Linked DNA regions of Homo sapiens: regions 2 and 3 are each linked to region 1. The links are chromatin loops, found by intact Hi-C in ENCODE. Cell type or tissue: ovary. All regions are shown on one strand. Links, peaks and the distances in the headings refer to the core of each region. The heading gives the core; the rest is flanking DNA. Region 1 overlaps CCBE1 (collagen and calcium binding EGF domains 1). Region 2 overlaps CCBE1 (collagen and calcium binding EGF domains 1). Region 3 overlaps CCBE1 (collagen and calcium binding EGF domains 1).

The links. Peaks named below come from ENCODE experiments on the same cell type or tissue, not always from the same donor. Only the 100,000 strongest peaks of a DNase experiment are listed, where the experiment ranks them.
Region 2: a loop joins it to region 1, with 2.3 times the contacts of the local background. A loop is called at or near these places in 5 of 110 quality-filtered maps.
Region 3: it touches region 1 in a loop (2.3-fold over the local background); 6 of 110 quality-filtered maps call a loop at or near these places.

What each region holds. Positions count from the first base shown.
Region 1 is chr18:59,508,848-59,519,014 of GRCh38, forward strand. The region is part of intron 2 of CCBE1 (collagen and calcium binding EGF domains 1); the gene reads right to left. Among named protein-coding and RNA genes, the nearest start is that of LMAN1, 150 kb to the left of the region's middle. In ovary, for the core only: no CTCF peak of the experiment used is centred there; DNase peaks (open chromatin) are centred at 1,140, 5,614 and 7,804; H3K27ac peaks cover 7,194 bases.
Region 2 is chr18:59,607,409-59,617,575 of GRCh38, forward strand. The region is part of intron 2 of CCBE1 (collagen and calcium binding EGF domains 1); the gene reads right to left. Among named protein-coding and RNA genes, the nearest start is that of CCBE1, 85 kb to the right of the region's middle. In ovary, for the core only: no CTCF peak of the experiment used is centred there; a DNase peak (open chromatin) is centred at 5,306; H3K27ac peaks cover 26 bases.
Region 3 is chr18:59,618,359-59,628,525 of GRCh38, forward strand. The region is part of intron 2 of CCBE1 (collagen and calcium binding EGF domains 1); the gene reads right to left. Among named protein-coding and RNA genes, the nearest start is that of CCBE1, 74 kb to the right of the region's middle. In ovary, for the core only: no CTCF peak of the experiment used is centred there; a DNase peak (open chromatin) is centred at 5,759; H3K4me3 peaks cover 494 bases; H3K27ac peaks cover 4,892 bases.

The DNA.
Region 1 (10,167 bases), core at 888-8,887:
CTGGGACTATTGGCATGTGCCACCACATACACGGCTCTTAATATAAACAATGAACGGCAAGGTCATGCAACTTATATTCAAGGCCAATAAGTGAGTGCAGTTTTTAATAGTATGCAGCCCACAGATAAGCAGTTTGTTGCTGGGTTGCATTCTATGGTCCCTATTCTCATTTACCTTGTCTTCTTAAAGGCAACATTTTTACTTAATCATGCTGGTTCTGAGAGCAAGCAGAAATAAGCTTTGAGACTACAGTTTTTCTTAATAACCAAACCTGGAATCAGTGCTTCTGTGGTCCTCAAACTCTAATGTCCTCGACAGACAGACTGAGAAACTGGCCACAGAAGGCAGTGGCTGCCACAATATTTCCCTATTTATCAACATTGGTAGTTAACTCCTGGGCATTGCCTAACAAAGTCAAAAGCTAACAAAAGGTCTATGTAAAAATGCAGATATGAATAAAAATCATATATATACACATAAATATATATATATACACACACACAGTAGCTACAATGGATAGCAATCTAGTCTGATCAAGAATTTTAATGATACTATCTATAAACTGCTATCATTTAACCACAAAACAAAATCCTGGAAATTATATTTTTATTCTGATTGTTGTGCATTCATAGATGCATGATAAATACTAGGAAAATGTTCATATTGCTATTTTGAATGTAATACAAGGGGATAAAAAAGGAAAAACAAGAAACTTGGTCCTTAACCAGAAACCCTCAGGGGCACACACTGAAACACAAATTTTGGCCACATTTTGAATCTAGCACATGTCTTAAGTTGACAGCAGCACACCACATAAAAGAAGAACTTCAGTGCCCGGTGGAAACAAGCCATCTTCATACAGGAGGGAACTGGAAAACAACTATTTCATGTGCGCCCTGCACTGACCTTGAAATCCAGAGGGCTTCTTCCCTCTAAAAAGTATTTTTAGATCGGGCTGATTTACTAAATTACTAAATTACTCATTATTAATGAGCTGGGTGAGAAAAGGAATAACTATTTAAGCGACCCAACATGTTTTCAAAGCGATGTCATGGGGATGGTCTAAGGGGAAGGCCAGGGAGGGGAGTGGCTGTGCACATTTTGTTGTACAAGGACACCAGGCTGCCAGAGGCGAGAAGCCAGCCAAAAAAACATCACGGAACCCAAACACCAAGCTGCACTGGTGCTGGGAGTTCAAATTGTGAAATGTGAGCTATCATCATGGCAGATCCAAATACCGCCAACACTGGGAAGGCCAGCTGCAAAGAGGAGGAAACATCTTTTCCTTTGATTGTGAGAGACAAATCTATCTGGGTATCTATTTTTCCTGCAAGTCCATTGATCCTTGCTGCTGTGTGAATGGCAGAGGATGCTGGGGCCATTAGCCATATTTCACTGTGTGCATGAGTTCTGACAGAGGGAGCAGGGTGCTATGTTTATTAGGATTTAATGATATTTGCAGTTCAGAATTCTGCCACCTCTACTGTTGTTATGGAAGCTCATTAACTGAGACATTATCAATTGTAAGATGCACCATTAGTCTTTATAATATGAATAATTTTTAAGTTGCAAATTGAACTTTTTTTTTTTTGAGATGGAGTTTTGCCCTTGTCACCCAGACTGGAGGGCAATGGCGTGATCTCAGCTCACTGCAACCTCTGCCTCCCAGGTTCAAGTGATTCTCCTGTCTCAGCGTCTCAAGTAGCTGGGATTATAGGTGCCCGCCACCACACCCAGCTAATTTTTGTATTTTTAGTAGAGACGGGGTTTCACCATGTTGGCCAGGCTGGTCCTGAACTCCTGACCTCAGGTGATCCACCTGCCTCGGCCTCCCAAAGTGCTGGGATTACAGGCAGGAGCCACCACACCCGGCCAGTTGCCAATTCAACTTTCATAAATGCTTCCTTATCACTAAAATTCTTCCATATTGATTAAAATACATTTTTTCCTGATTATTGTATATTGCATGCATGCATAAAGAAACATAGACTAGTTAAGATGGTCTTAAAATGTCTTTGCATATGGATTCTGATTCTCCTGAATCTCTCTTACTGTCATCAGCTCCTGAGCTTTATCACAAAACACTGTCCTTTATACCATCAGGAGCATCGGTGGTGAGAGCTACCAGTCATTAGTACCAGCCCCATTCAGCTGGCTCTGGAAGGACCTAGAGCCTATGTCTGACCCCTGCTCTGAGAATACTGCTGAAGACAAGGGATTCACCACTCCCTACCAGAGTCCTGTGTCTTCAGGACTTTCTTTCCAGCAGCTGAAACCCTGACTTCGTTTTTATGCTGCTATGTTTGCTGTTTGTGCACTTGCAAGTACTGGCAACTATACCCTAACTGGTGCCTAACTAACTGCCAATAAAAACACATTCCAACTTCAGAGATACAAAGATACAGAAGACAGAGAAGTTCAAGACGAGCAGTGGAGCACTGATGATGGCACTAATTGATGGCATTTAATCAGAATGATAACGATTATGTTCTAGTTCTAGAGAACTTGACATATTCAGAGCTCCTGAAAGGCCCTTGCCCACATCACACTTTAGAACCTCTTGCTCCATCATCAGTGAACACCAGCCTTGAAGAGATCCATTTACAGTTGGGCTGAGCCAATCAAATTTGCTTAGGAGGTTTGAAAGTTATTTTATGGATACACAGCAGATGTACATATTTTCTTACATTCATATAATGTGTAAAGATTAAATCTGGGTAAGTGGGATATCCATCACCTTAAACATTTATCTTTCCACGAGGAACATTCAAATTATTCTGTTCTAGCTTCTTTGAAATGTACAATCGATTATTGCTAATTATAGTCACCCTGCTGATCTGTCAAACATTAGGTCTTATTTCTTCTAACTGCATATTTGTAACCATTAACCAACCTCTCTTCATAAGAGATTGATGTCATCAGCAGGCTGTTGTGAGCACAACTCTACCCACTCTATAGCTGATGTAGCCATTTGGGGGAATCCATGTAAGTTGAAAAGCACAGGAACATGATCAAAAAGAGGCAAAATGGAACAGACTCGGAATCCATCGAGAGACAGAACAGGCATTTCATGAGACGGAGAAAATGACCTTAGCCCTTGATTTCCATTTCTTGTTCACATGAGGCTCATGTATCCTTCATTTTTTGTTTTTGGGCTTAATAGTTCCTCTGTAGCCATATGATAAATCTTCTTTTTCACCTGAGGTAGTTTACACAAGTTTCTACTTCCAGCAATCGTTAAGAGCTACAGTAGCGGTGTGATATGGAAGGAAGGCAGGAAGGGAAGTGCTGGGAAAGGTGTGGTCCCTTTAAATGATACCAAAGAAGCGAAGTGCTGGGTAGAGAAGGGTGTGGTCCCTGGCTAGGGCTCCATCCCTGGGCCTGTGCCCAGGGTCTAATTGACCTGGTTAACACAAGCCACCTATAGATGGCAAAACTGAAAGAGCACATGATAGCACATGCCCACTGGGGCTTCAGGAGCTGTAAACATCTACCCCTAGACACAGCCGTGGGGTTGGAGCCCCACAACCTGCCCATCTGTATGCTCCCCTCAAGGTTTGAGCAGTGGGGCACTGAAGCAAAGAGCAACAGTGCCTGCTGCATGCCCTGCAAGGGGGTACAAGGGAACCTTTCTAATTTCAGCAGGAGTTAGAAACCCCACTGCCCTCAACTCATCCATTAGAGGAACAGAATTAAAGAATGTGCTGGCCACGTGCCATTCCCTGTATGACAGACAGAGAGGCACGAAGTGCTGAGCGCCTTCCTGTGGTGCTGGCAGGCCCAGGGCAGGAAAGACCCCATAGTGGGGAGTCTCCACTCTCAGGGACTTTCTCAGGGTCCTGCTCTTAGAAACAGCACACTGTCTGCTAGATGACATGGAGCTGGCTGGCTGTTGATGAGGAAAAGGGTATTATTGAGATATGTGTTTAGGGAACAAATCCCGGGTAAGACAAAGAGCAGGCCCACGGCTCTCACTGGAGGGTGAAGATGTGGGAACATCAGCACCCCTTTCCTCTTACCTCCCACTCAGAGCCCATCCTGCACCCACAGCCTGAGAAACCTGGGCAGGAGACATCAGAGCACCTCTACGACAGGAGGGAAAAAAGAAAATGAGACTTCTTTGGAGGATGTGTGGTTTTCTTAAAGCAGAGGGTGAGGTTTGTCCATTTAAGAAAATTGAAAGAGCCCAGGAGCAGTGGCTCATGCCTGTAATCCCAGCACTTTGGGAGGCGGGTGGATCACTTGAGGTCAGGAGCTCGAGACCAGCCCAGCCAACATGGCAAAACCCCATCTCCACTAAAAATACAAAAATTAGCTGGGTGTGGTGGCAGGCACCTGTAGTCCCAGCTACTCGGGAGGCTGAGGCATGAGAATCGCTTGAACCGGGGAAGCAGAGATTGTAGTGAGCGGAGATTGTGCCACTGCACTCTAACCTGGGTGACAGAGAGACTGTCTCAAAAAAACAAAACAAAACAAAAAAATTCAAGAAAGGGCACAGGTGCAGGTGTTGGGAAGAATTAGCGGGAAAGTAATCCAGGCCCCAAAGGAGGGACAAGTCCAGGTACTGAGGTGTCTCTCTTGTCTGGCTGTCCAGGAAAGGACGCTTTTCAACTGTATACTTCCTTTGTGGCAATTTCTCAGGCTGCTCAGGCCTAACTTCAGTGTGGAACTTCCGACACCACAGTCAGGTAAGTCTGGAGGCAGGTGGCAGGACAGGTGGCCAGCTCCTAGTTCCATCAAGGAAGACAGGGGTGATCTGCTGGGTGGGAACTTTTGGTGGCAGAGATAGCCCATGAATCTCGAGGTGACAGAGAAGATAGCTTCTGGCTATCCTGAAAATTAGCAATGGCTACACTTTAGAGAAAACGGGGACGGGCCTGGCAATGGTAACATTAGAGGGCTTATCTCAAGTAGTGCTTTGTACCTCATATTAGAGACATGGAAATGGGGGCTCAGTGCTGGAGTTCAGACTCATGTCTGACTGGCTCCAAGCCTGTGCTCCTTCTGTTATGCCCGGCTGTCTCCCAGGAAGCAGGGGGAGAGAAGACCCCCTATGCCACACTTGGGCCATCACGGGCTAGCTACTGGAGGAACAGGGGACTTGCACAGCTCTGCTGATATGCAGTTCAGCCTGCAGGGACCCCAGTAGCCACAACGAGAACAGCAGTATCATCACCATCTTGCATGGGGCCGTGGCTTTACTATCCTTTCCAATGAACCCTCATATACACCACACCATATGCCTATCGCAAATTTGTAAAGTCAGTTCATAAGCCCTTCAAGGGAGGGACCAATTCTGCATCTTTTACATAGCAACATTTAGATTACAAAGCCTCATCCCAAACAGTTACGGATCCCATATTACCGATACGAAAATTGAGGCTCAAAGATGCTGGACCTGAATCTTTTACCGTATCCAATACACTGATGCTAAATCAGTGGCGTTTAATAAGTGCTGACTGCCATGCCTGGACTCTTGGTAGCGCCCCTGACACGGCTCCTCCATCCGCACGTGGCCCTCCCAGTGAGTCATTTTGAGAGCGGCTGTCACTCTGCTTTAATCTGGCACTTTGTTTTCCTGCAGTTCAGCCTTCCATGCAGCCAACACCAGCAATCTCACAAGCTAGTCTGACTTGGAAAGCCACCCTGACATTTTCGGCTGGCCCAGACTCCGAGGTTGGAGCCCTGTGCGTGTGAGGGTAGCTGCTGGCGGGGTGTTTGTTTTCTATGGAATACAGACTTCCTTTGGGGAATTTAGGCATGCTCTCCTGTTTTTTTTTTTTTCTTTCCTTTCCTTGAAAAAAAAAAAAAAAAGGAGGCTACAATTCTAATCTAAGCGGCATCTGCTGACTTTAAAGAGCAAACACTTCATCCTTGCCCCAGAGTACCCTTTGCCACGACACAGAATGCCTTTCCAATCACTAAAACATCAAGGAGAAGTCATCAGTTTCAGCAGACACATTTTAAGTTTTTTTTTGGCCACAATTCCTTAGGTTTTTCAGTGGTCATCAATAAACCTCTATAATTCCGATTTCTGAGTTTCCTGATCCTAGCTCACTTTACGCCTAGAATTACAATAACCCAAGGGGCCAGGTTCCGACACACATGGTTTTACTTTTATGTTTGCAAAGCTGAGAAGCAGGAAGCTCTGATGTTTATTTTACTTTTTAAATTTATGCATGTTTAGCTATCTCCAAAGATGATATAAGGATATGTAAAGTAATACATAAAACACAAGGGAACAGAAGTAAGAAGTGCAGAGGTGCAACAACAAGAAGGGTAGGAAGAAAGAGGAGAACTAGAATGAGGCCCAGAGTAGAAAATGTACACGGTTGCAACCTACACGTTCTTTGCGCTGAGCCACACATCTGTCTGTAAAGTTTGCTAGCTGGCATTGTAGCTACACAAATAACAGTCATGTTTTATTTGAAGAGCAATTGTTCAGGCATAAACACAATGAGTCTTAAAAATAGCATCTATTTATTAAATGCCTACTATGTGCCAGGCATGTACTAAGCACTGTCTCTACACCCAGGAGGGGGGCCACTTCTCCTAAGCATGGCCTTCAGCTGCAATGTGTCCATAAATGGTATCATTTCCAAATCTGGGTTGAGATTCTCCTCTGCTCATGTCTTCTCAGAGTTACTATGTTCCAAGTTTCTGAGACCTGAAACGCACGATATTTTGAGTCTATCTTTGAGCAGCAGTTCACCTGGATTGTCACAAGTCCAAAGTAATCCTTAAGTTTGATGAAAATTAATTAAATAGTAAGAAAAATTATTTTGGGGCAATAAACACTACCTTAAAAGCTCTGCTGGCTCTATGTTGCTCCCCTCTAACTCTCATAAAGTCATCTTTAGAGATAGGCAGGGGAGGAGGCAGCAGAGGAGACAGGCTGAGGTGTCAGGCTACCTTGGTTCATTTCCTGCCTCTGCCACTTTCCAGCTATGACTTCAAGAAGTTAATCTCCCCGAACCTCAGTTTTCTTATCTGCAAAATGGGCATAGTAAGAGGATCTACTTTACAGGTTTGAGGAGAGGACAAAAGGGGTAATCCAAGTAAAGCTGAAGAACTGTGCTTGCCCTATTTTGATGCTCAAGCAACATTTGTGCTTTTACTTTTATTTTTTTGAGATGGAGTCTCACTCTGTCGCCAGGCTGGAGTGCAGTGGTGCGATCTCTGCTCACTGAAACCTCCGCCTCCTGGGTTCAAGCGATTCTTTTGCTCCAGCCTCCTGAATAACTGGGATTGCATGCATGTCCCACCACGCCCAGCTAACTTTTGTATTTTTAGTAGAGATGGGGTCTTGCCATGTTGGCCAGTCTGGTCTCAAACTCCTGACCTCAAGTGATCCACCCGCCTCAGCCTCCCAAAGTGCTGGGATTACAGTTTGTTTTTTTTTTTCTTATCAACTCTGGAGAGCAAAGTTGTCCTTATACATAGATACCATGATGCCAAGGAAAGGGGACAAGGACACAGACTTTCCTCTTCAAAAAGACCTCTACTTTTTCTTCCTTGCTAGGAATGCAAGTATCTGCAACTTTTCATTAAGGCTGGGGGATAAGAAAGAGCCAGTGAAAATGAGAAGGGCCAGCAAATATGTCAAGTGGCCGATAGTAGCTGCCAGTGTTTGTTGTTGCAACAGGACCTCGTGGATGGACGTGAGTCATTAACATTCCACTGATAGGGGCAAAACAATCTGTGCTGAAAAGGAAAGTCCAGGGGGTCACTGCAGTTTATCTTTGTTTACCTCCTGTTATGACTCATCTTCAGGGTCTGTTTCTCTTCTTAGGAGATGATTTGGCTCATTACCACGGACCTTCCTGGCTTGCTAACTAAGTTTCTATTTAATTGGTTTTTACAACATGACCTAGTTCCTGAGACTTCAGACTCTTGGAAGGCAGAATGTGGCAGGAGTGTAAGATCACCTGCACAGCGGCCAGAACATCACAGCAAACACACAACACACAGGTGAGTGTCTGCAAGCTGTCCACACCACTCTCTGCCAGGATAGATAGAGCCTTTGTCCAAATTCAACTTTCCACTCAGCTCTTCCTTGGAAAACACCGGGTAACCTTTCTTATCACTATCTCCAGTTCAGGTTATCTTAAAATAAACCAAATACTGATTAAGCTCCCCAGGGCCAGCCAGATCACTTGTATATCACTTCTTCTTCCTTGCAGTTTCCCTTAAACCACACAATATAGAAGCATGGAAGCTAAGAGTGCACACTTCTTAGTGTGGCACAGCAGGTGGGACAGGTCATTGGAGGTGGAATTCTGGTACTACACAAGTTATTTTTGACTTCTGTGCTTCTATTTTCTCATTTTTGAAAAATGGGTGTAGACAACATTGCTAAAGCCCTTTTGAGAAAAAGAAGCTAAGAACAGGGCATCAAACTGGCTTTTATTGATTCACCCATGAACAAGTTGTGCCTTTACACTGTTGTTATTTGTAAGGAATCCTGGGTATTTGGCATTCCTGGAATATTCTATTTAGCTACCTTGGGGTCCAAGTTCCCTTTAACTGGGGGAGAAGAACTTTTCACCTGTTTCTATGCATGCTCACAAGGATAAGCCTCCATGATGGCAATTTTGGCTCTGTTTCAGATAAAAATTCATTTAGTAACATATAAAGGATATCAAGTCATGAAGGCACTACATAAATGTAAGTACAGCTTAAGCCAGAGCTCACTGACTCTCCATCTCATTTTCATCTGCCAGCATCATTGGACCCGAAGTCATATGGAAGCCACATTTTAAGCCTAAGGGTGTCTAAATTGATTTGACAAAGCCATCAGTCAGTTCTATCCCTTTCTTCCTAGACTCATTTATAAGCACCACTTAAAACCAGATGCCACTAGCAGTGAGGACACAAAGCAGCAAGTTTTCAGAGCACCGAGTTTCTCCACTGGCCATTAGCAGTTAGGCTGGAAGGGGGTTCAGAGCCACAACTACTGAAAGTCTCACTCCTTGAGTTTGGAAGAGATAATGAACATTTTCCTGAACATTCAACAAACATGGTCAAGGGGGCTGGGGATTCCCAAGATCAAAAGAGGGATCTGTCACAAGATCATTATGTCCAGAATTGTTGGGCACAGGGGTGTGCTGTCTCCTATGTCACTGTCCGTGGTTCTGAACCCAGCTGGGCAATTCTCTGGGAAGTTGGGGGCGGAGGAAACTTGCACCCATTCCTAGGCCCTTGGTGAGTGTCCTGAGAAAGAAGGAGATGATACATTGTGGACTGGGGCATAAAACAGTGTTAATCAACACTTTGTTTCCACCCCCATAGCAGGCACAGTATTCAGTCAGTTTTTACACACATTTTGATGTTAAAGTAATGATTAAGAGAACAAAGCTGGCTGGGCACAGTGGCTCACTCCTGTAATCCCAACACTCTGGGAGGCCGAGGCTGGCAGATCACTTGAAGTTAGGAGTTCAAGACCAGCCTGGCCAACCTGGTGAAACCCCATCTCTACTAAAATTACAAAAATTAGCCGGGTGTGACGACGCACGTGCCTGTAATTCTAGCTACTTGGGAGGCTGTGGCCGAAGGATCACTTGAACTTGGGAGGCAGAGGTTGCAGTGAGCCAAGAACAAGCCATTCATAAAATAACTATAAACAGAATTCTAAATCAATTGTTTGTTAATGGATCTTCTCTTGTCATCATATTCACTGCTGTCTTCAGCTATAACTCATGTTGGCTGTATGTTAAACTTGGCTATTTTCTAATCAGTGGGCAGATCAGGAAAAGGTAGCTCCCCTTAAAATGGCACAGAAGAGTACATGCGACACGTGGATGAAGTGGACATTAAGTTACAAGGAGATGCTTGCAGCAGACACTATTGGGAACCCACCCACATCCCCTCTGTCCTCACACTTTCCATGTTTGTGGGGCCAACTGCCCACAGCTGGCCTCTGCATCACTTTGCCTGAAGGCTTTCTCTGGCTACCAGAGTCTGCACACCCGCTGGCAGCCTAAAGTGAGAAACAGGAAAGTGCCTGGGAACTAATACCTCCCTGGGAACAGCCCTGAACCAATGACTGACAGCTCCCTTGCCCCAGGCTCTAACTTTATATGATTCCCAGAGTTCCCAGCTGGATTAAGCTCCAGAAACCCACAGAAGTAACTTGCTTCTGACCACTCTACTGGCTGACTTCCCTGC
Region 2 (10,167 bases), core at 1,134-9,133, 99 kb after region 1:
GTTCCAGTTGCAGAATCATTCCAAATTTCAAACAACAGACATATAATGAACTATGGGGCACAACTCCTTAGTTGGGGACTGACTGTAAAGATAAAATTGTGAAGCATCATCATGACATAGTCCCATAAATCACACTACACAAAAAGGAACTGGGCATAGCTGGATTTAGACATTCATTCTTCTCTTATTCCCTTCAGCTACTCTCGGCAGCCTCAGATGCTGTCCTAGGGCACCTCGCTGAGCTTGAAAGCTAATGTTGCACAATGGTTAGACACGGACTCTGGACTCAACCAAGGTTCAAATCGGAACCACTTCCTGTGTGACACTGATTATTTCTTCAAACCCCAGGTTCTGGATTTACCTTATTTAAAAATGGGGATGAACGGCCAGGCGCAGTGGCTCACTCCTGTAATCCCAGCACTTTGGGAGGCTGAGGCAGACGGATCACCTGAGGTCAGGAGTCACGTGAGGTCAAGACCAGCCTGACTAACATGGTGAAACCCCGTCTCTACTAAAAATTAGCTGTGTGTTGTGGCGTGTGCCTGTAGTCCCAGCTACTCAGGAAGCTGAGGCAGGAGAATCTCTTGAATCCAGGAAGCAGAGGTGTAGTGAGCCGATATTGCGCCACTGCACTCCCAGTTTGGGAGGTTGCAGTGAGCTGAGATCGTGCCACTGCACTCCAGCTTGGGTGACAGAGTGAGACTCCGTCTCGAAAAATAATAATAATAAATAAATACAAATGGGGATTAAAAAGTATATAGGTAATGGGGTTATTTTGAAAATTAAAGAGAAATATATGAAACAAGCTACTCAGTAGCATTTGTCACGAGTGTTCAATAAGCATTAGCTATTACTGTTATTTACACAATTCCTTTTCCAGGATTTTCTCTGTACTCCTTACAGGTCAACACCACAATTTAACTTTGTGTTCCAGACCCCTTAGATCCCTACTTCCTAATCATGTCAGAGATTATTTAAGAAACTTGGGCCAAAGTGTTGATGCAAGACAAAATGATTTAGTGTTATTCCTGCCAAATAGCATCTTAGCATTTCTAAGAAGAGTCACCCTCAGCCCTTACCACCTGCTTGAGAGATGTGTTTTAGAGAAGGCACGAGAACAAGCCCCCATTTTAATTTTCACATCAGCAATGAAATGATCTAGGGAAGACTCTTTGAAGTCAAATTTGTCAACTACTCAAGAGAGGTAAGAATTTTCAAGGGGAAACTTTGAAGACTGGATTATGAGCACTTCAAATGGAGCTTTAATAGAAAGTGTTTATTGTGGATGAGTGAAAACGTCTCTCTTGTTCATAATCAAGTTTCTCTTCTACACGGAGTCTTTCCCTTTAGCACATGAAAGTGTTCATGCCTCTCCTGTATTCAAAATAAAAGATTTTCCTCAAATCTACACATTAGATCCTTGCTGCCCATCTGTTTCTATTGGGCCTGTCCAAATCTCTTGAAGCAGTCGTCTATATGTGTCATCTCTTCTCTCATTATCCAGTCTTTGCTCATCCATAATCTGGCTTCTATCCCCCACCTTCCACTTACACAGCTCTCCTGAAGGTCACCAGTGTGCTCTGTGATGGGAAACCCAACAGACTTGAGTTCTTGCATTATGTGACTTGTCATATGTGCATCTGTTGACCAACTCCTCCTTCTTGAAACTTCCCCCTCTATCTTCGAGACAGCACTTTTCTCCTTCCGTGTTTTGGCCACTACTCCCCATACTCGCTTCTGGATTCCTTAGTGTTCTGTTGGGTTCTGTCTTCAACCATCTTCCCTTCTCACTGCACACACATCTTGAAGCATCATCTACTTCCTTGGCTTCAACCACCATTCATATTCCAGTGACTCTCAAAATTAGATCTCCTGCTCACAAATCTCTGTGCCCCAGACTCATATGCAGTGGCTTATTGGACAGTTCCTCTTGCATATATCACAGATGTGTCAAACTTAGTAGGTCCAAATCTGTAATTATCTTAACATCCACCCTCATCACCATTAGAACAGCTCCTTCCTAGGTTTTCGACATGCTACAGAACAGTTCCATTGCTCAACCAGTAGACCAAACCTAGACAGGAATCATCCTTGGCTTCTCCCTTACTTCAGTCTCCACATCTGGTCAGCCAAGTACAATAGGTTCTACCTCTCAGTGTTTCTTAAATCTATTTCCCTGAATCCTTACTGCCACTATTTAGTCATGGACTTCTTACTTTTTGGCCTAGTTTACTCTAAAAGTATCTTTACTCATGATCAGTTTCACCCTTACCCAATCCATTCTTCATGTGTTATGTTTATTTTAGTCTATTTGAAAAGGCATTTTCTATAGAGGGTCTATTCCTCTCCTGTAAACATCAGGAAAGCATAACTTTTTCAATTCTTAAAACATACCAGAAAACCTACCCATACAAGTAATGACCCAGTTATTTCAAGATGATTGGGTAAGTACCAGGGATAATATTCAATGTGATTGGGCAATATTTCCATTTGCTTCTGTACTAATAAGTTCTTTCTCTGATGTTGGTTTATTCATGCAATGGGATATGATAGAAAAGTGAGTGTCAGTTAATGAGAACTGCTTGGTTTACATGGATGTAGCACACAAACCTAATATTTAGCAGACAGTCATACAAAGGCACACAAAATATATGAAGGTTATTAACATGAAAAATACTACTCTGTCACTTTGGGATACATGCTTAAGTTTAAAAGTAGAGGAAAGTACATGGGAGCAATGAACACCAAGTTTGCAACAGTGGCTAAATCTGGCTGGAGTGGAGAGGGCTGAAATGAGGAAGGGATGACCAAGCAGGTGCATTAGCTTTATTGAAGCATCTCAGTGTCTCATATCTTAAGCTGGGTTTTGGATACAAAGTCATTTATGTGTCCTTATACTTTTTTGCAGGTATTAAGATATTGTTCCAAAATTAACGTCCAAGAATGGATTTTAATATAAAGACCATTTAACATCATTCTAGGCTCTATGGCCCCTTACCCCTCCTGCCCCCCAAATACCCCAATAAAGTAACAAGCCAACATACCACTAGAACAGAAAAGGTTGCTAGACTCTAGCCAGAGAAAATCTTATCCTCAAGCAGTACTTGATAGAACAAAGCTTCAGAACAAAAAAAGATTCTGGAATCCACCAGAATATAATGTGTTTTAAACAGATTGTCTGAGTGCTCCTTTTCAGAAGGGCTCATCTCACACACCTTGCATATCTGGCCTTGTCTGACCTGTTTTCCAACAGGGAAAGGAGCATGGGTGCCTGCAGCTACTTCCTAAGTGGGCTCCAGAGTTCACTCAGAAAATACGCCTAACAAGCCCCAGGTGGACACATGAGGAACGGAGCCTCACACAGAGGCCAAAGGTGAACCAGTGCATTCTTCACAGAGCCAGCTAGCAAAGTGGGTTTCAGGATGCAGCTCCCATCTGCTCCACCAGCGCCCCTGGGGATTCACAGGCTGCCAACAGCAAAAGGGCAAGGGTTTGATGTGGGCACAGCCCACAACACCTCTATTATGCATAACAGTCAACTGAGATGCCCCAAAGCCCATGCCCTTTGAATCAGGTACACTCAGCTTCCTGAATACTTTCACTATGTGGGACCTCATGCTTCAGCACAAAGACAGTGAGGAAATTAACCTGTCTGCAACAGCATGCGTTGCTTTCAAAGGACTGGGAGCTCCACACCTGCATGGTTCTGAGAAGAGATCTCACCACCGGCTCTGCCTATTCCAATGTATGAGCAACGCAGTCTTAATATCACACTGCAGCTCTTCCCTTCGTAATTTATTAAGTATCACTCAGCTTCTTCCCTTGCTTCCGAGTAAGAGCTGGCAAGAGTGCCAGCCAGGACTAGAGAGAAAAGAAAGGAAAGGCCTCCTGGGATGCATATGTGTACATAGCCTTTCTTTATGAGCCACTGAGCACCACTCAAATGGAAATGCATGGCCAAAGTTTTAGAAAGCAGAAAGACCATGATTCAAAACACATTTTAGGAGAAGCCCACACATGAGTGAAGCAGAGGACTGTCAAGAAGCATTTTTCGGGCCAGGCACAGTGGCTCATGCCTGTAACCATAGCACTTTGGGAGGCCAAGGTGGGTGGATCATTTGAGGTCAGAAGTTTGAGATCAGCCTGGCCAACATGGCGAAACCCCATCTGTACTAAAAATACAAAAAAATAGCTGGGCATGGTGGCATGTGCCTGTAATCCCGGCTACTTGGGAGGCTAGGGCAGCAGAATCACTTGAACCAGGGAGGCTGAGGTTGCAGTGAACCAAGATTGTGCCACTGCACTCCAGCATGGGCAACAGAGTGCAACTCTGTCTTAAAAAAAAAAATAAAAAAAGGAAGCATTTTTCTGTATACCAAATACAGGAAAAGAGCATTCATGACACCAAACTAAAGGCTTTGAAACTGAGCCTGAGACTTACGCATCAAGTTCAGAGTTATAGATTGAAATATAGAGTCACTGGGAAAACAGATGTCCATAAAGTCTTAAGAGCAGGGTAAAGTCTACTGTTTGCTGGTTTCAAGCTACATACCTGGAGTCCAACTCAGAAGTGACATGCTGCTGGGCTTGGCATGACTATACCCCTAAGCCAGTGAATGCCTCTACTCAGTTTCCAAAATTCACAGGTCTAAGCAGGAAGCCTACAGCATAGGCCTAGATAGAGAATGGTGTCTCAGTCAACAAGTCTTTGCACATTTTTGAACAGGTTAAGAGCCACTGGGGCAAATCTCAAGTGACAAATAAGATCTTAATTCTTTGGCAGAAGCACTGGCTCTTCATACTCCCTTAAACCAACATGGCACATGTATACATATGTAACTATCCTGCACGTTGTGCACATGTACCCTAAAACTTAAAGTATAATAAAAAAAAAAAAGAAAAAAAAAGGGAAGAAAAAAAAGAAAAAAAAAAAAACAAACAATCCTCCCTCCAGGCAGTGTTGTGGTGGCAGCTTAGAACAATGCTCAGAGGGCCCCAGCCTCCTGTCTTCCCCAAGGCAGCAAAAAGGCTACAGCAATTCTAGGGCTGATGGAGAGTGCTTCCCCCAACTCTTGCTAGAGATTGTGTCATTCTATTCTTCCCTAGAAAGTAGAGGTTTTCTGGGCAGCTGACTTTACCAATAACCATGATTATTTATGGAGCTTTATTATTTGTCAGGAACTGGGCTAAGAGCCTGCAGAAACTGAGACTTGGACAGCTGAAATAAATTAGCCAAGATCACACCAGCCAATAAGTAATGGAGCCAAGATGCAAACCAAGGTATCTGCAGCCTAAGCTCAGTGCTATGCAATGGGAGCCGCCCCATGCAGACAATTCTTACAACTGGCCTTGGGTGACTTCCTTTCACTCAAAGTAGTAGGGAAAAGAACTCAGCCAATCTCAAGGGTTTTTTTTTTGTTTTTTTTTGTTTTTGTTTTTGTTTTTTTTAATGTCTGTTAGATGGCTGGCTGGAACAAAGATGTGGGAATAAGGAAGAAAAGAATTCCTAGTCTGCTTGGGAAGGCAAGACTCACACATGTTGAAAGTATTAGAGACTGTGAAGAGAGGGCATATCATTAAGTGCTAAATTGCAAGGTATGGACTTTAAATCCTAAAGGAATTCGGAGAAGACAGACCTAAAGGAAACTCCTTCATCAGGGGCTTGAGGTGGGGAGTGGGGTGGAAAGGGCAAAGTCCTGCTCTTATCGGAAGTAACTGGATTAAAAATAGGAGCATGCTCTACACCTGTGTATCTACACCAGCTGCAGGGCATGGATGGGGTGGGGGGTGGTAGAGGATAACTACGCAACTACATAGTAGCAGGCAGAACACAGGAATCATTTTGCCACCAGTTAAGCCGTGTCAAGGTACAAACAGCAAAATATGTTTTCTGTCAGTGTGATTTTTTTTGTACCCTTGAGAGGGATTTCTGTATACAGAAAAGATTCAAGAGTTGTTTTGTCTTATTGATTTTAAAAATTAGTATTCGATGTATTGAAGTTAAAATTCAAATTCCTGTTTTTCTCTGAAGAATATAGTTCAACTTACAAATCTGATTCTATGTAAGCAAATTTCAAACAATTATTTTAAGGGAAACTTACAAATTACACTCAATGTTTTAAACTGCACTCAGAAATTTTGTATGTTCCATTCTTTTTAGACTTCAATTGTCTAACTTTTGGAATTTTAATTAAAAATATCAATATAGAGGCCAGGCACAGTGGCTCACGCCTGTAATCCCAGCATTTTGGGTGGCTGGGCAGGAGGATCACTTGAGCCCAGAAGTTTGAGACCAGCCTGGGCAACATAGTGAGACCCCATCTTTATTAAAAAAAAAAATTAGAAGATATCAATATGGTTAGTTCTTAATGACTTTCACAATCCCACACTTGTAACTCTAAACCTCTTAATTATCTTTTTAAAATTGAAGCACAAAGATGTTTTTCTCTGATGGGTTTTTTTTTTTTTTTTTTTTTTTGGCAGGGGGAGACAGTCTTGCTCTGTCACCCAGGCTGGAGTGCAATGGCAGAATCTCAGCTCACTGCAACTCTGCCTCCCTGGTCCATGCGATTCTCGTTCTTCAGCCACCTGAGTACCTGGGATTACAGGTGCACACTTGAGGTGGAGTCTCGCTCTGCACTGTCTGGAGTGCAGTAGTGCGATCTCGTCTAACTGCAACCTCTGCCTCGAAGGTTCAAGAGATTCTCCTGTCTCAGCCTCCTGAGTAGCTGAGATTATAGCCACACACCGCCATGCCCCGCTAATTTTTGTATTTTGGTAGAGACAGGGTTTCACCATGCCGGCCCGGCTCAAACTCCTGACCTCAAATGATCCACCTGCCTCGGTCTCCCAAAGTGCTGGGATTACAGGCATGAGCCATCGTGCCTGGTTCTCCAGTGGGCAATATTTTCTATTTTAAATATCAATATATTTAAAGAACAGATGTACCCAGAAAGGTCTTTAACAAAAAGTGATTTACTTACCATTGTTTTTTCACATAGTTCTAATTTAAATTTAAAACACACTTAGCCACTAATAAAACAATGGTGTCTTCCCAAATAATGTCTGGGTTGCCTTCCCGAGCTACTTTTGGAGGGCACTTTTCACTGGCTGTTTTTGCACACTGACCAGGATCAGGAGCAGCAGACGGCTGGGGCAATTTTTCTCAAGACCCATGCTATGGCGGCTAGTCAATGAAGCCCAGAAGGAAGGGCCTCAGAAGCATATCCTGAGCTCTCAATCTTGATCTAGTCTAAACGCTGATTGAAATTCACTTCCTTCAAGCCTAGTTTAGAGTTTGTTTCTTTGGTTCTGAACCCATCTCCAAGACTTTGTCGTCACAGTCCTAAAGCTGAGCTGAGGACGCAGTCCTCCTGACTTCTGTTAATATGCTATTAAATGGGGTGACATGACCCAACCTACATACGTCTGTTTATTTCAGAACAAATGTTAATATATGAGAAGCATGTGTCCAATCACAATTCATTATGTCCTCCCACACCTCTACAACAAACCATAGGATGTACCATTTCTTAGTCAATAGCACATCTAGATGTTCAAGCCAGAAATTCTGAAGTCTTCTATGGCTCCATTCTTTCTCCCACTTAATACATCCAATGACAAATGCCTGACAACTATGTGTCCACTTTTCTCTCTTCTCCTTCCTTCTTCTCCACCTGCCCTGTCGATGGAGACCAGAACTTCATCAAGTCTTGATTAGGAGACTAACCATGGCTGAGCCTCCTAGTCTCCCTCTGTACCTGTCTTCCACTCCGTGGAAGTGACCAGGGGAAAACACTGCTCTGATGGTATAAACCGCTGGGCTTGAAAACCTGGATGGTTTCCTACCATCTCTAGGGTCATCTCTTAGGATCTGCAAGGCTGTTCAAAGCTTTACTTCCTGTTTCATTCTCACCCAGAATCTGTTGCTTTTGTTCCCTAACACCATGCTCATTCGCGCTGCGTAATTTCACCCACACAATTCTTTCTGAATAAGTAGCTTTCTGTCTACTCAGATGCCATTCCCATTCCAGAGTCATTTCCAATGTCATCTGCCTTTTCCTGGTCAAGCCTGTCCTGACCAACTGTCGGAGAAAAAAAAAAAGACAGAAGAGATCTTTAAGGTGTTTTCACTGTATTTGGTATATATTTTGATCACACTATACTACAGTTAATTATAAGTTTGTTTCTCCTAAATTGGTTTTGAGCACAGGGCCAGGAGTGGCTTTATTCTTTATCAATATGATACTTGGCATATAGTTTATTTAACCAGCTGCCTCGTTCCATAAGGTATGAGGTTATTTCTTTTGTCTGCTCTCCACTAATCCCCCCTACTCCCAGTCACTTTAGAAGGCAAGATTTACAAGGGACCTTTGTTTTGTTCACGGACATAGCTAGAACAGTGCACATGGTAGGCATTTAATATTTGCAGAAGAGAAGGAAAGAATAAGAAGGTTGAAAGTAAGCAAGCACTCATAGAGCAAAGAGGACACTTACCAAGGGGACTATTATTAAACCTAGGTTACTTTAAAAAATCCTACTACCATGGCCATATTGGGATCAAGAGGAAAGTCTAAAGGCATCACAGAATCTCTAGTAGCTGAGCTCGGCTGTGGTCCTATAACAAGTTACAGATCCTATGTGATGGGCGCTCTGGCCTCCTCCTGCTTAGCATATTCTTGGGGCATCCCAACCTGAGGATCTGGGTTAGAGGGAAATGGGCTCTCAAGAACCCTCCAGAGCTGCAGAGTGCAGGGCAGCCCTGTCAAACCAGTGAGGGCTGCTGTGGGGTCATAGTGGGCAGAGTGGGGGAGAGAGATCAAGAGATGACCGCTTTAGGGAATGCTCATCTTAAACAAAAAGTTGGCAAAATGGAAAAAGAAAACAAAGAGGAGCCAGAGGCGGCCCTGAAAAATGATGGCTAAGTGATTCATGGGAGACCCCAGATGTGATTAACTCAAGTTCCAAAGTAAGAAATTTCAGGTTAAATGGCATTGTCTAACATATTTAAAAAGTTGGATCAGCTTCAAGTATAGATATTAAGCACATGACCAACTAAAAAGCCGCCCCTTTCCCTTCTCAGAGAACATGCCTCCCCAAGGAGGAAACAGGTCTCCCAAGCTAGAGACAGGCAGTGCCATCTTGGCTGGAACTTGTCTCTTGTGAAACTCCCCTTAGTGGCTAGGCGCCAAACCCATTCCTCAGTCCTGGCCCTAAGACCCCAGTTGCCTTTATGCTTCTCCCCCTACAAGTCAAAAGTTCGGTACACAAAAGAGTCTGTTAAGGTTGGAGGGGTGCCAGGATTAGACAAGTTGCATTAAGTTTCCCAGAAACGGATTCTTAAGGTAATAACCAAGGAATTTCACACAATGGCCGCAATGTGGTAAATGGACTGCCAGATTTAATTTCAAAGCCTGTTCGGACGGAAGCCTTTCTCATCCTGACTTTCCTGCAGACCAACTGTGTCATGTTGGGCAAGTCAGTTCATCACTCCAGACTTCAGCTTTCACATCTGCTAAATGGGAAGGATACTGCCTGTCATGCCTGCTTCACAGGGTTGCCATGAGCCACCGACTCTCAGCCTTTGCCATACGAATCTAGTTATCTAGGTTTCATCCCAAACCAATTAGATAAGGGACTGACACCCAAGATTTAGTAGTCACATAGCTTCCCAGGTTATTCAGATAAACAGCCAAAGTAGGAAACCTCTGAACTATACCAGTGTACAGTACAAAGAAGAGGGCAGTAATAACCAAGATCATCATCACTGGAACATGGCATCATATGATTTGGGGTTGAAAAAGTTATGCTGAAATCTCCTTAGGAGCAAAACCCATGTTTCTTTTGCACGTCCCATTATTACCTGCAAGCTTTAGGCATTCAGTAACATTTTTGATAACAAATGCAAATTCGAAATCCTTACAAATCCTAGTCTTAGATTCTTTGTTTACTAAAACTACCTTTGGAGATGTCACCTCCATGACCATCCATCAGCCCAGCCTACGGCAAAGCCATCATCTTAAAACTTGCCCAAAGGTCAGCTTAGAGAAACAGGAAATGTGAGAAAGGTGGCTTTAATCAAAATGGAGAGAAATTGCAGTTTTCCACCAGGGAGGTAACTGACTGTTTTTGTCCGGCCAAGAGCCAGTCACAGTGCAGGAGCTTGGA
Region 3 (10,167 bases), core at 1,304-9,303, 110 kb after region 1:
ATGTAGAGTAGCCAACTCTTATTCCCAGAAGTCTGCAATCTTCAGACACATACATCTAACATATCCTCCTTAGAAAAGTTTTTTTTTTTTTTTTGAGACAGAGTCTAGCTCTATCGCCCAGACTGGAGCGCAGTGGCACAATCTCGGCTTACTGCAACCTCCATCTCTCAGGTTCAAGAGATTCTCCTGCTTCAGCCACCTGAGTAGCGGGGACTACAGGTGCGTGCCACCAAACCCTGCTAATTTTTCGGTAGAGATGGGGTTTTGCCATGTTGGCCAGGCTGGTCTCAAACTCCTGGCCTCAAGTGATCCACCCACCTCAGCCTCCCAAAGTGCTGGGATTATAGGCATGAGCCACCACACCCGGCCTAGAAAAGTTTCTTTGCAGCTAAACCTTGAGGGCCATTAAAAAGTATCTGTATCTCTACTTAGGATAAGAGGAAGTGCTCAGAATTTATTATGTACATCTGTAAACTACCCAGTTTTTTTTTAATAACTATAATTATTGGAGGCTGAGAAAGTTTACATAACTATATTTTACTTCGTGTATAGTGGAGAGAGAATATCTGCTACTCCAGGTATTGGATTTCAGTGTTATATTAGGACTGCTAACTGTTCATAGTTACAAATCATCTAATAAAACTTTCATGTTTTTAGCAGTTAGAAATTAACTTTTTCTCCTGTAAAATGAAGTTAAAGGAAAATAGAAAGTAACCTGAAGATGTGAATATGTATTTAGCCTCAAAGTATCTGTTTACTTCAAAAGCATAAATGATTCAATCATATTAAAAATGATGCCACCATTATATAGTACATGTTTACTTGAATGCTAAAATAAAATTTTAAAACGTTTTATTTTTCCATCTCTAATTACTTGGACTATCATGTGAGGAGGGGTACTAAATATTTATGTTTTCCAAATTGAAAGCCAGGTGTATTTATTTATCATTATTATTTTGTTTTTTAGAGACGGAGTCTTGCTAATATTGCCCAGGCTGGAGCACAGTGACTGTTCACAGGTACAATCAGGCCACACTACAACCTTGAACTCCTAGGCTTAAGCAGTTGTCCTGCCTCAGCCTCCCCAGGTAGCTAGGACTACATTTGCACACCACTGTGGCCAGCAGAAAGCAAGTTGTTGTAAAGGTACATGTTAAATAATACTTCCTTCCTCACTGGTTTGTAATATGTGTATTATATATAAAGTCTCAGATGTAAAGTTCTTTCTATGATTTATCCGGCTCCATTTAACTGTACTCATTTTAGCCAACAAAGACTTAATTTTAAAAAGTGATCTTAGTGTTTTGTTCTTGTCTGGTCAGACTGGTCACATCTCATTATCCTTGTTTGGAATTTTCTTCCAAATCTCATTGGCTTATGGTTCCAAGTGAGTTTTAAATGTGTTTTAAACTCAGTGATTTTTTTTAAACTCCTCTTGTTTTGATGAGGTAAAGAGGTCTTAAACTATTCCAGCTGAATTTATATCTAACTTCATTTTTGATGAAACCATTTTTATAAACTCCTAGTGGTCCACATCACTGAAGAAAAGGGACCTCAATTCTTCCAACACAAGCCAGACAAGCAGGTAGGGAATTCACGGCAGAAAGCTGGACAAGAGAGGGCGGTATTCCCAGTCCCATTCAACACTTCCACAGCTTTTGATCTTCACCATTGTAAGCCAAGTCAAAAGAGGGAGGGGAATAGGAAAGGAAAGAGTTGGGAAGGGAAGAGGAGGGAGAGAGGGGAGAAGGAACATGCACATGCAGAAAAAGAGACACAGTTTTCCCCACGTGAGAGCCTTGACTCCAGGCCCCTTAGAGCACCCTCCTAGGTAGCCTAGAAGTTTCTCCCTTCACCTCTGACCTCAGTGCTTCTTCATTCTCGCTGTCTTCCAGTGGGGGGAGAGATTACCCTGGCTAAACAAGACAACCCTGCTGTTTCTAGGACTTTCTAGGAGCATTTACCTGGTTGGAGGAGAAGAATTTGGTTGGAGGAGGTAGAAAAGGGGAAATTTGCAGGGCTAGAATGTGGCCACTGCCCTGAAGCCCTCAAGAGAGAAAGCTGAGACCCTCATTATCTTAGAATGAGTTATTTTTGACCTACATGAGATTGTTTATCCTAATACTATATGTAGCAGGATCCCAGGACAGGTGCTAATATGGTTTGGTTGTGTCCCCACCCAAATTCCATCTTGAATCATAGCTCCCACAATTCCCATGTGTTGTGAAAGGGACCTGATGGGAGGTAATTGAATCACGGGGGCAAGTCTTTCCCATGCCATTCTCATAATAGTGAATAAGTCTCACAAGATCTGATGGTTTTATAAAGGGGAGTTCCCCTGCACAAGCTCTCCTGCCTGATGCCATATAAGACATCCCTTTGCTCTTCCTTCTTCTTCTGTCATGATTGTGAGGCCTCTCCAGCCATGTGGAACTGTGAGTCCATTAAACCTCTTCTGTAAATTGCCCAGTCTCAGGTATGTCTTTATCAGCAATGTGAAAATGGACTAATACAGGTGCCAAATGGGAAGAGTTTCCAATAATAACATCCCTGCACTGGCCAGGGCTGTCCAGGCAATCGGACTTCAATTTGCCATAAAGGAAACCACAAAGGGTAAGGCAGGGAAGACCATAGGAGGAGTGACAGAACACACAGAGTTCAACTTGGCATGTGAATGGCATCTGAAGTTGTGGCAAAAATGTAACCTGTCTAGAAGGCTCTGAAAGACCACACCTCTCTTAGAAGGGATTCCCAGGACTCCAGCAAAACAGAGCATGTGACTGGGGCCCCAGGGCTTCCAGGAAATGATGTATCACTCACTGGGGCACCCAGCTCTGAAAGAAACAGCTAAAAGCAAACTCCCCACACACTCACACCAAGGAGGTGAAAGAGTTCCTGCAGCTGTGTTTCATCAGCAGATGGGCAGGTGGACAGTTCATCAGGCAAGATGAATCAGTCCCTCATTCCCCTTGGACTTGGGCTTGAACTAATCACACTCATCTTTCTAGGTGTCCCCACTGCCTGACCACCTGCTCTGGGGCCATTGGAGTCATTGGTTTTATCCTCACATCCACCCAGTGGAGCTGCTCATAGATGAGATTCCTGAGCCATTCCTTGTACACAGAGGCAGCAGACATGTGGATAAATAACCCCCACTAATAATTGCTACAACTTGCCATGCATCTATTCATACCTGGCATTACATGGGCTATAACTGAATCCCAGAACAATCCTTCAAGTAACACAGGATTGTCTTCATTTTACAGGCGAGCACAAAGGCTCAGAGATGTCACTAACCTACCAGAGTCACACCATCAGTAGTAAGCAAACTCATATCTCTCCGACTCTGAAGCCTAACCACCCTCTGTCACTTACATGGCCAGAGCCCTCGATGAAAGTAAGGGAAGGCCTATTTTCTTTAGTCTTTTCTTTCAGTCTATTTTCTTTTAGTCTTTGCCTTAATGTCAGAAATCAAACATCACGAACATCAGCAGCTTAACTCCACTCGGGAGCCTGCTGCACAAGTGACAACAGTAGGCAACATACAGATGTCATCCTTGGTGACAGAGGCCAGCCATGGACTTACCCTCACAGCCCATCTAAACGACACCCCAGCACTATTTCACACCCTCAAAACTACTATGCAAAGAAGTCTGCTTAATGTGTCCTCTCAGACTCCTGGCTCTCACTATCCTGGCATTGAATAATTCAAAGTCCACCTTCTCTCAGCACCTTTTCTGCATCTGCTCACCCAAGTGATTTTCTCTTCCATGGCCACCTCCAAGGGTGATCCTGCCTGTTACAAGGGTGTTCAAGAGGACCTTCACTTGCAGGGCCAACATGAGGCTGCCCATGAATACTGTACAGATGGAACAATGAGCACCACCCTTTAGAATGATCTGTCCAAATGAGCAGCCTGCCCTTGAGGGTAGAAGTCACCTGCAGTTACATCCTTATTTCAACCTTGTCTCTACCAAAAATACAAAAGTTAGCTGGGTGTGGTGGCGGGTGCCTGTAATCTCGGGATTACAGCTACTCGGGAGGCTGAGGTAGGAGAATCGCTTGAACCCGGGAGGCAGAGCTTGCAGTGAGCTGAGATCATGCCACTGCCCTCCAGCCTGGGCGACAGAGTGAGACTTCATCTTAAAGAAAAAAAAAAAAAGGCTGGGCATGGTGGCTCACACCTGTAATCCCAGCACTTTGGGAGGCTGAGGCAGGTAGATCACGAGGTCAGGAATTCTAGACCAGCCTGACCAACGTGGTGAAACCCCATCTCTACTAAAAATACAAAATGTAGCTGGGCGTGGTGGCATGCGCCTATAATCCCAGCTACTTAGGAAGCTGAGGCAGGAGAATCACTTGAACCCGGGAGGCAGAGGTTGCAGTGAGCTGAGATCGTGCCACTACCCTCCAAGCCTGGGTGACAGAGAGAGATTCCATCTCAAAAAAAAAAGAAAGAAAAAGAAAAAAGAAAAAAAAAAAAGATGCCAGGGTCTGGGGGAGGGAGAGAGGGAGGGATAGGGGGAGCACAGAAAATTTTTCGGACAGAGGAAACACTCTGGATGATACTATGATGGAAAATACATGTCATGATACATTTATCTAAACCCACAGAACATACAGTGACAAGAGTGAAAACTAACATGAACTATGTAGACTTTGGGTAATAATGATGTGTCATTTTAGGTTCACTGATTGTAATAAATGCACCACTCTGGAAAGGGGGCACAGAATGTTGGTAGTGAGGAGGAAATACCTATCCATGTGGAGTCGAGAGTATATGGGAAATCACTATTTCTTCCAGTTTTGCTGTAAATCTAAAACTGCTCTAAAAAAAATCCTTTTTTAAAAAATGTAGGAATTAAGGATGAGACAAGCTCCCTGATTTCACTGGTTACTTCTTCTGCTGTCAGTTAACCGCTGCCATTCTGTGTCTATCTTGGGTCCTTCAGAAACATTTTCTCCTCCCTTAATCAGTCAGGTCTGCTCTATCCTGGTCTCCCATTGTACAAAAGGGAACTGAGGCATGGTGTGTGGTCAGGGCACTTATCCAAGACACCAAATTGTCAGATGGCAGAGCAAACATTCAAACCAGCTTCTTTTCGAACCCACCCACTGTGCTGTTTGCACTTGGTCACCTGCCTCTTACTGAGCAAAGTCTGGACAAGGATAGGATGCCTTCCTGGGTTCTCTGAAGGAACATGTTCACATAATGCATAAGCCCAGGTAATAATCAATGGCCGTGAGTTTCTTTCAAACTCTCACAAGTCTTATCCTGTACGTGCTAGGAGACCCTTGCTACAGATCAGTACAAAAGCAAGGGGTTGGAGGGCCGGGGGCTGAGGGGAGAACATTTTGTTTATAAATTGTTTACCATTAGGCGCATCTACCAGCAACAGACAGGGGAAGAGTCTGCACTATTGAAAACACGGCTGCTTTGTTTTCAAGGACACACATGAATTCAAAGGAATGCCTGGTTTTGCAATAAAAAAACACAAGCTGAAAATAGAAAAAGAAAGTCACGAGCAGCTCCTCACTTTGGGAGAGATGGGCCAAGGCTGTCAAAATGAATTGTGTGGTTTTTATTAATCATGTTCCCCGGTGCAAACACCCAAACCACAGGACCACTAGGAGTAACCTGTTCCAAACAATGTGGGAGTGACTGAACTTAGTAGCGGAATTACCTTTCTGTATGAAAAGGAGGGTGGTCTGCCTGGGCCATGGCTGAGGTCACCAGAAATGCAATTTAAGAAGACATCTAGCTGCCTGCCCAATTTGCAGAGCTTCTGGTATGGAAGTGCTTTTCAACTCTAGCTGCCTCGTTCTTTGCTGCAAGGCCACAAGTCTGGAAGAAAACACTATTGATGTTTCATTCTTATTGGCTAGACCTTCACAATTTAGCCTCAAATTCTCTTTGGCCTGTGACATAACCATTCCAAGGTTCTGACAGTATGCTTGGGACTCTGCTGCAAATGCAAGGGCATACTAAAGTTGCAATTGAGGGGACAGCTGGGGGGCAGGGAAGAGAGAATGTGAGCATCAGTACTGATACATGCAATAGATTTATGTTTTTTAAAGTTTTAAAAATATATTTGTGATTGTTGGAACTACCAAGATCTGGTGAACATAACTTTGCAGCCTCAATATACTCCAGGGACTAAGACAACAAAATAGAGTTAGGCTTCCTGCCACTGAGGCTGAAGGCCCAATGGAGTTTTTAAATATTGCTATGACGGTGGTGGCCACAAAACAGGATGACTAGGTCCAAAGGGAGTCTCAGCTTCCTCCAAGTACAAGTGCGGTTGTTTCAAGGGTGAGAAACTTCACATACCAAAAACAAAAACAAAAGAGAGCCTTGGATGAGCTCAGAGACACTCTTGTCACCAGCCACTTTGGTGACATTGGCTAGGTAAGGTGATTCTACCTCCCCAGCTTCAGTGTTTACCAAACCTCAGTTATCCCTGTAACCACCTGGGCTGTTTCTTTGTGTTTTCTTAAATATAATTCACTAACCTTAAAAACAGCAAACATTAGCATGGATAAAGTATCAGTCATGTTTATAAGTTGATACACTCACACATAGCTATGCAATAGTATCAACTGGGCTGTTAAAATTCACACAGCTAAATCTCTGGAGGATGGGAACCCCAAAGTGTGAATGGCTTTAAAAGCTTCTCAGGCGTTTCTAATATGCTACCAAGTTTGACCACCATGGTAACAAATGGAAACCAAAATCCCCTGCTATAAAGACAAGGTAAGGTCAACACAGTGGTATAAAAATTGTAGCCATAGGCCGGGCGTGGTGGCTCCCACCTGTAATCCCAGCACTTTGGGAGGCTGAGGCGGGTGGATCACAAGGTCAGGAGATCGCGACCATCGTGGCTAACACGGTGAAACCCCATCTCTACTAAAAATACAAAAAATTAGCTGGGTGTGGTGGTGGGCGCCTGTGGTCCCAGCTACTCGGGAGGCTGAGGCAGGAGAATGGTGTGAATCCGGGAGGCGGAGCTTGCAGTGAGCCAAGATCGCGCCACTGCGCTCCAGCCTGGGCTACAGAGTGAGATTCTGTCTCAAAAAAAAAAAAAAAAAAAAAAAATTGTAGCCATATACTGATGCTTGCAGGGACTTCTGGAGATTCATCATCTTATTTGAAAGGAAGCTGTATTAGAGAAAAATTAAAAGCAAGCAGCAAACTGAGATCTTTAAAATATAATCAAGGAGACTGAATTAGTTCTGAAAAGGGGAACCACCTTCTCCCTGTCTGAATCAACATTCTTGAATGCAGAACCAGCTGCTGGGACAGAGATGAGAATCTCCCAGCCACCCGCCAATTCTTACATTCTGTAGTTCTAAAATCAATCATTATCACACCTAGGTAACTGCTATGGTCTGAATGTCCCCCAAAATTCATGTGTTGAAACTTGATTCCCATTGTGTTGGTACTGAGGGGTGGGGTCTTTGGGGTGGTGATTAAGTCATCATGAATGATTAGTAACTTGTAAAAGAGCCCATGTGAGGACACCTACCCAGCCTATGAGGAACAGGCTCTCAGACACCGCACCTGCCCACACCTTTATCTTGGGATTCCCGGGCTCCACAGTTGCAAGAAAATAAATCTCTTTTACTATATTTTTAAATTACCCAGTCTCAAGTATTTTGTTATAGCAGAATGAATAGACTAAGACAGTAACATAAGAAAATCCTGGGGGCTAAAAATGCTACATAGACATGCATCAAAGCGCAGAAGTGGATAGTCCAAGATCTATGATGGACAAATAAACAGAGGGCACTCAATTTGACCAATCTTAGTATCTATTTTGCTTTAAGCAAAATGTTCCTGAAAAGAAGGAATTGGTTTTGTAAATAAAGTTCCACCTTAAAGTACTCGTTTATTTATGGAACCCCACAGTAAATCCTTTGGTAAAGTAAACCACCTCGCAATGCATCTGTTTTGAAAGTCCAAGCTTTCCTTAAGGTGAAATGTCCCTTTACGTGCATTTTTCAGTATCCAGATAAATGTGGAAAAGGCAGCTGACATGGGGGTATTTTCAGGGGCAGGAGGGTGAGGAGATTATAAACATGACAGGAGCAATGAACACTTATCAGGCTTATGTAGCCCTGGCACTGATTCCACACTTCAATATGGAAAATACTCAAATACCACTTACTCTGTGCCAGGCACTGCTCTAAGAATTTCCCAAGTGTTAGCTCATTTACCTCATTTAATCTTAACAATGAGTATTAGCATCATCCTTATTTTACAGAGGAAGCAATTGAGGCCCAGAGAGGCTTATCACCTGGCCCAAGGCCATAAAGCTAGCAAGTGGTAAGGCCAAGACTGGCCTTGTGGCCCTCTGACTCCAGAATCCATTCTCATCTACTATGCTATGCCACCTCTATGGGAATTTACTTATCACATCCTCAAAGAGCCCTGTGAGATAAGAACAGTGTTCCCATTCTGCAGACAGGAAAATCAAGGCCTGGAGGGGTTAAGGGTTGAGCCCTTGATTCCACAGCAGAGCTTGGGTTTGGACTATCCTGGTCCTGAACTTGTGCTCTTAGTCACCATGTCTTCAGCCTCTCCACAAGCTTCCCAACTGTGCCCATGGTCTTGGGATTGTGTGTCCATCCTGTTGTAGAGATCAACTAGTTCATGTTGATTTAGTTGATGATCCTGTTCTAGAGCTCAGTTTCCTTATCACTACTCTTTTGAATACTCTTCATTTCATAAAAATATAAAACAATCCATCATTCATCAGTTCAGCAATTCATGGGGTATACTGTGAAGATACTGCAAATTCCAGTCACTCCCTCTCATGTTAATCCTGCTTAGTTTCCTAGTGATATATACACCATATTGTCCGTATTCTGAGTAATTATACAGAATATAATCTCATTTGAAATGTCAAAAATTAGAAGACAAAATTTGTGTAATGTAGTCTAAATTTTTACAAAAGGAGAAAGAAATATGAATTACTAAAACGATTTTAACTGAGTTATTTTGCCAAAGCAGTATACTTCCTTAGTTTATACCACCTTTTACACCTCATTCTTTTCTTTCAGTATCAGAGTGGATAATACTGTGTCCCCCAAAAAGACATATCCAAGTCCTACTTCCTGGTACCGGAGAAATAGGTGTTATTTCTTATTTGGAAATATGGTCTCTGCAGATGCCGTCAAGTTAAGATGAGGTCACACTGGCTTAGAGCGGGACCTAATCCAATGAATAGTGTCATAAGGAGGAAATCTGGACACTCATAGAAACCCAGAAAGAATTCCATGTGACAGAAGAGGCAGAGACTGGAGTGAGCAGCTGTAAGTCAAGGAACGCCAAAGCTTGTCAGCAACCCCCAGACGCTGGAAGCAGCAAGGATATGCTCCCCTAGTGCCTTCAGAGGAAACTTGGCCCCACAGACACCTTGATTCTGTCTTCTAACCTTCAGAACTATGAGGATACATTTCTGTTTTTTTAAGACACAATTTGTTGCCTTAAGTTTGTTACAGCAAACCTAGGAAGCTTATACAGGCATATTGAAAACCATACTCAAAGTGGATTTTTAAGTGCCAGATTCTGCCAGGTGCAGTGGCTCACGCCCACAATCCGGGTACTTTGGGAGGCCAAGGTGGGCAGATCGCTTGAGCCCAAGAGTTCAAGACCAGCCTGGGCAACATAACGACACCCCGTCTCTACAAAAAATACAAAAAATTATCCGAGTGTGGTGGTGCATGCCTGTAGTCCCAGCTACTCGGGAGGCTGAGGTGGGAGAATCACCTGAGCCTGGGGGCAAGCTGAGACTGCAGTGAATTTTGATCGTGCCACTGCACTCCAGCCTGGGCAACAGAGTGATATCCAGCCTCAAAAAAGAAATCCAGATTCAGACTTCCATCTTTTTGGATATTCTTTATTTTTAATTAGTAAATATTACACAAGGATCCACTAAGTGGAAGCTACTATTTTTCATTAAAAATAATAAGGAGAATATGCTTTTTCTTATATTGGATTCTCTTGGGACAAAATGGTATTTTTTCCTAACTTTTCTCTTCCAGTCTTACTGCCCCTACTCCAAGAGACATGAGGTGATGGAAAAAATCTATCTTAATGCTCTTCCAGCCTAAAGATGGCAGCTTTTTACCTGATCATGTCAATAGTCCAATTCATGCTCCAGA